Regions from separate parts of the Homo sapiens genome. Here region 2 is linked to region 1. A link is an interaction called in ENCODE POLR2A ChIA-PET data of the cell type or tissue named here. Cell type or tissue: GM12878. All regions are shown on one strand. Links, peaks and the distances in the headings refer to the core of each region. The heading gives the core; the rest is flanking DNA.

Region 1 (2,908 bases), core at 307-2,806:
ACATCTATGTCTGCAGCTCGATTTTACAGGCTACTCTTCGTTAGAAAGGAAAATAATTTGGGGCTGCTTTTCATTAAAAGGAGAACCTTACCAAAGACTTCTGTACCCTTACTATCTGCCTAAGTAATTTCTTCTTAACTCCTGTATGACCTCCACATGGTCAGCTATCCGGAAGCTCCCTAAGCCCTGTCCTTTTGGCCTTTTATGGAGACTTAATTGGATAGGCATGACTCAAGCATGGACAAATGTGTAGAAAGGTGATTGGTCAAAAAGGGCACGATCTAATACTAATACCCTGAATGGGGAACCCCAGCAAGGCCCTTGTGTTCAGCAACTCCTTGGCCTCTCTGTGCAGCTTTCCTTCCTCCAGGGTATGGGCAGGAGTCCTACCGAAATGAAGGTGTCATCAACTACACTCAGACAAGGTATGTCAGAGAGTTTCTTTATGGCCAATTTCAATACAGAAAGGTAGGGGAAGATTCCTGCCTTGGTGAGAAAAAGAAGCAGGTGAAAGGAGAGCAGGAGAAGGTCAAACAGAGAGAGAGAGTTTTTTTTTTTTTTTTTGAGACGGATTCTTGCTCTGTTGCTCAGGCTAGAGTGCAGTGATCTCCGCTCACACTAACCTCCGCCTCCCAGGTTCAAGCGATTCTCCTGCTTCAGCCTCCTAACTGGGACTACAGGCGCCCGCCACCACACCTGGCTAATTTTTGTATTTGTAGTAAAGACGGGGTTTCACCATGTTGGCCAGGCTGGTCTTGAACTCCCGACCTCGTGATTCACCCACCTTGGCCTCCCAAAGAGCTGGGATTACAGGCATGAGCCACCACACCCAGCCAAGAGATTCTTTTTTCAATGAGGCCTGCTTCAGAGGATTGCAGCACTCCAGCATTCTAGCAAGAGCTATGGGAGCTGTGAACCAGGAACTGTGGACAAAATCTAGATGTATATATATATATATCACCAAATCACAATGAGGTGCTGCCTCATACCTGTTACGATGGCCACTATAGAAAACAAAAACAAAAAACACCAAAACCAGAAAATACGTGTGGCAAGAATGAGAGCGAATTGGAAACCCCGTGCACTGTTGGTGGGAATGTAAAATGGTACAGCTAATGTGGAAAACTGTGTGAAAGTTCCTCAAAATATTAAAAATAGAACTACCATATGATCCAGCAGTCCCACTTTTGGGTATTTATTTATTTATTTATTTATTTATTTATTTATTTATTTTTGAGACGGAGCTTCGCTCTTGTCACCCAGAATGGAGTACAATGGTGCGATCTTGGCTCACAGGAACCTCCGCCTCCTGGGTTCATGCGATTCTTGTGCCTTGGTCTCTCAAGCAGCTGGGACTACAGGGGTGTGCTATCACGTCCAGCTAATTTGTGTGTGTGTGTGTGTGTGTGTGTGTGTCTGTGTATGTTTTTTGAGACAGAGTCTCACTCTGTCGCCCAGGCTGGAGTGCAGTGGTGTGATCTTGGCTCATTACAACCTCCATCTTCCGGGTTCAAGTGATTCTCCTGCCTCAGCCTCCTGAGTAGCTGGGATTACAGGCATCTGCCACCATGCAGACTAATTTTTATATTTTTAGTAGAGACGGGGTTTCACCATGTTGGCCAAGCTGGTCTCAAACTCCTGACCTCAGGTCATCCACCCACCTCAGCCTCCCAAAGTGCTGGGATTACAGGCATGAGCCATGTGCCCGGCCTAATTTTTGTGTTTTCAGTAGAGACAGGGTTTCACCATGTCAGCCAGGCTGGTCTTGAACTCCTGACCTCAAGTGATCCACACACCTCAGCCTCCCAAAGTGCTGGGATTACAGGCATGAGCCACGTGCCCGGCCTAATTTTTGTGTTTTCAGTAGAGACAGGGTTTCACCATGTCAGCCAGGCTGGTCTTGAACTCCTGACCTCAAGTGATCCACCCACCTCGGCCTCCCAAAGTGCTGGAATTACAGGTGTGAGCCACTGCGCCTGGCCACTTCTGGGTATTTATCCAAAAGAATTGAAATCAGAATCTCAAAGAGATATCTGCATTCCCATGTTCATTTCAGTATTATTTACAATAATCAAGAGGTGTACACAACCTAAATGTCCACTAACAGATGAATGGATAAAGAAAATGTGAGGCCAAGGTGGGCGGATCACGAGGTCAGGAGATTGAGACCATCCTGGCTAACACGGTGAAACCCCATCTCTACTAAAAATACAAAAAATTAGCCAGGTGTGGTGGCGGGCGCCTGTAGTCCCAGCTACTCAGGAGGCTGAGGCAGGAGAATGGCGTGAACCCGGGAGGTGGAGCTTGCAGTGAGCTGAGATTGCGCCACTGCGCTCCAGCCTGGGTGATGGAGCAAGATTCCATCTCAAAAAAAAAGAAAGAAAGAAAGAAAGAAAATGTGGCACAGACATACAATGGAATATTATTCAGCTGTAAAAAGGAGGAAATCTTGTCATATGCTACAACACAGATGAACCCTGAAGACTGATACAGTTTCGATGTGTGTCTCTGCCCAAATCTCTTGTAGAAATGCAATCCCCAATGTTGGAGGTGGGGCCTGTGGGGAAGTGTTTGGATCACGGGGGCAGATCCCTCATAAATGGCTTGCGCCATCTCCTTAGCAATAAGTGAGCCCTTACTCTGAGTTCACACGAGATCTGACTCTTTAAAAGTTAGTGGCACCCCTCCTCACCCTCTCGCTGTCTTGCTCCTGTTTTCGCCATGACATGCCTGCTCCCCATTCGCCTTCTGCCATGATTTTAAGTTTCCTGGGGCCTCCCCAGAAGCCAAGCAGATGCCAGCACCATGCTTCCTGTACAGCCTGCAGAACCATGAGCCAATTAAACCTCTTTTCACCGTAAATTACCCAGTCTCCGGCATTTCTTTATAGCAAAGCAAGAATGGCTTA
Region 2 (2,908 bases), core at 237-2,736, 140 kb before region 1:
GCTCACACCCTTGCACACACCCAGGCGCGCGCTGGCACACTTACCCGGAGAACTTCGCACACACACGCACTCGCAAACACGCGGGCTCCCTGCGCCACCAGGAAGCAGCCGCCAGAATCGCCGGGTGTTCCCCAACTACTCCTGGGAGACCTGGCCCCCCGCCCCCGCCCGCGCGCGCGGCCACGGCGCCTCCCTCCCTCCCGGGTCCCCAAGGCCGGACCACCGGCCTCGTTGTCATGGCGACGCCGGCTCATCTCCCCCCACCCCCGCGCGTCTTCACGCCCCTCCCCCGCAGGGAGCTGGGGCCTCCCTCCTCCCTTCCCCACGTCCGTAGGGACCCACAGGTTGACAGGAGCAGGGGGTCGCCTGCTGTCACCGGCCGGGGATCTCGGGGTCTCCCGAGCCAGGCTGGGGAGCCTCACGATCTGAGGGAGGAGGCAGAGGTCTGATGCTGCGGCTTCCCCCACGCCCCCTCCCTTTGGCCGTTCAGGCCTCTCTCCTTGTGGCCCAACCCAACTCCCAGGGGCCCATGTCCCCTTACCAGGGATGGTATCTCCTTTGGGAACCACCCTCCCCCCTGCCATCCCCAGTTCTGCCCCGCAGGTGGGAAGGGGCGTCGGGGCTTGGCTCTGAAGGTCTCAGAGCCCTGCGGTAGTTCCCCATGGGCTGCCATTTCTCACCCAAACCTTGCCACCCCCAAGCCGCCCCCCTGCCCGGCCCTGCGCCTGCCACGGAGTGTCAGTCCACCCCTGGCCTTCGGTCTTCACTCACCTGTGCCCCAAACTTACCATCCCGAAGACACGAAGGGGCTTATCACCCTCGCTGCCCACCACTGACTCACCCAACCGTTTCCTGCAGTTCCTGGGACACACCTAGACGGCTCAGGCCTAGGGATCTTGGCTCACATGCGCTCCTCTACCTGGGAACCGCGCTTCCTTAGGAAGTCACCGTGGGTCCCCTCTTCCTAGGAGCCTTCCTGGGGCATCCCGCACTGCCCCTCAGCTCCAGCGCCGTCAGGACTCGGCTCAGCACCGCTTCGCCAGTGCCTCCCCCACCAGCAGGGAGTTCCACTGGAGCGGCTGATTCATCTGGGAGTCCCTAATGTCCCAAACTGGGCCTGGCACGAAGTCGGCATCTCTAAGTGCTGTTATTTAAAACAGCAATCTGGTTGCACGACAACTGAACATACCTAACACCACCTAATCTTACCCTTAAAAATGGTGAAGATGGTACATTTCGATATGCGTATTTCACGGCAATTTTTTTTTTTTTAAATAAGAGAAATGGGGCCGAGAGTGGTGGCGGGTGCCTGTAATCCTAGCTACTCCAGGGACTGCGGCGAGAGGATCGCTTGAGTGAAGCCAGCCTGGGCAACACAGTGAGACACAGTCTCTTAAAAAAAAAAAAAAAAAAAAGTAAGAGAAATGTAAAGTCAACAACACTGAGGGGGCGGGGCGCAGTGGCTCACGCCTGTAATCCCAGCGCTTTGGGAGGCCGAGGTGGGTGGATCACCTGAGGTCAGGAGTTTGAGACTAGCCTGGCCAACATGGTGAAACCCCATCTCTGCTAAAAATGCCGGGCGTGGTGGTATGTGTCTTGGGAGGCTGAGGCAGGAGGATCGCTTGAACCCGGGAGGCGGAGGTTGCAGTGAGCTGAGATCGTGCCACTGCACTCCAGCCTGGGCTGTAAGAGCAAAACTCAGTCTCAAAACAAACAAACAAACAAACAAACAAAAAACCCTGAGATATCACTTATTACCCATAAAATGGGCAAAGCCAAAGTGTCTGGGCTGGGGGGAAGCTGAGACGGACTGATCCCTTGAGCTCAGAAGTTCAAGACCAGCCTGGGCAACATGGTGAGGCCCTGTCTCTACAAAAAAAAAAAAAAAAAAAAAAAAAAAATCCAGGCATAGTGGTGTGTGCCTGTGGTCCCAGCTACTCAAGAGGCTGAGGTGGGAGGATCTCTCTTCTTTTTTTTTCTTTTCTTTTTTTTTTTTTTGAGATGGAGTCTCGCTCTGTCGCCCAGGCTGGAGTGCAGTGGCGTGATCTCGGCTCACTGCAAGCTCCACCTCCCAGGTTCATGCCATTCTCCTGCCTCAGCCTCCCGGGTAGCTGGGACTACAGGTGCCCGCCTCCACGCCTGACTAATTTTTTTGTATTTTTAATAGAGATGGGGTTTCACCTTCTTAGCCAAGATGGTCTCGATCTCCTGACCTCGTGATGGTGGGAGGATCTCTTGAGCCCAGAAGGTCAAGGCTGCAGTAAGCTATAATCACTCCACTGCACTCCAGCCTGGGTAACAGAGTGAGACCCTGTCTCAAAAAAAAAAAAAAAAAAAAAAAATCCTTAGACCCAGAAATTCCACTTTTAGGATTTTATCTTACAGATATGCCAACCCATAAGCCAAATAATAGAAGTTCAAATTCTTTTTTTCTTTTTTTTTTTTTGAGACAGACTTTCACTCTTGTTGCCCAGGCTGGAGTGCAATGGTGCGATCTTGGCTCACCGCAACCTCTGCCTCCTGGGTTCAAGCAATTCTCCTGCCTCAGCCTCCCAAGTAGCTGGGATTACAGGGGCGCACGCCCCACACTTGGCTAAGTTTTTGTATTTTTAGTAGAGACGGTGTTTCACCATCTTAGCCCCGCTGGTCTTGAACTCCTGACCTCATGATCCGCCTGCTTCGGTCTCCCAAAGTGCTGGGATTACAGCTGTGAGCCACCGCGCCTGGCCATGAAGTTCAAAATTCTTAAATGTAGCACGTTCCAAAAGACTGGAAACAACTGAGATACCCAGAAGCAGGGGACCAGTTAAATCAGTCATGATGTAATTCCATGCAGTGAAATAGGGTGCAGCCACAAGAGGCTGTTTTGCTCTTGTTTAGAATCATCTTTTTTTTTTTTTTTAAATAT

The links. ChIA-PET counts read pairs that join two places held together with the same protein. Peaks named below come from ENCODE experiments on the same cell type or tissue, not always from the same donor. Only the 100,000 strongest peaks of a DNase experiment are listed, where the experiment ranks them.
Region 2: POLR2A ChIA-PET joins it to region 1 with 6 read pairs; 3 of 35 experiments call an interaction of 5 or more read pairs at or near these places.

What each region holds. Positions count from the first base shown.
Region 1 is chr16:30,151,503-30,154,410 of GRCh38, forward strand. No RefSeq gene overlaps it. Among named protein-coding and RNA genes, the nearest start is that of MAPK3, 30 kb to the left of the region's middle. In GM12878, for the core only: no CTCF peak of the experiment used is centred there; no DNase peak of the experiment used is centred there.
Region 2 is chr16:30,011,286-30,014,193 of GRCh38, forward strand. It overlaps a transcript of DOC2A not described here. Among named protein-coding and RNA genes, the nearest start is that of DOC2A, 1.7 kb to the left of the region's middle. In GM12878, for the core only: no CTCF peak of the experiment used is centred there; no DNase peak of the experiment used is centred there; H3K27me3 peaks cover 470 bases.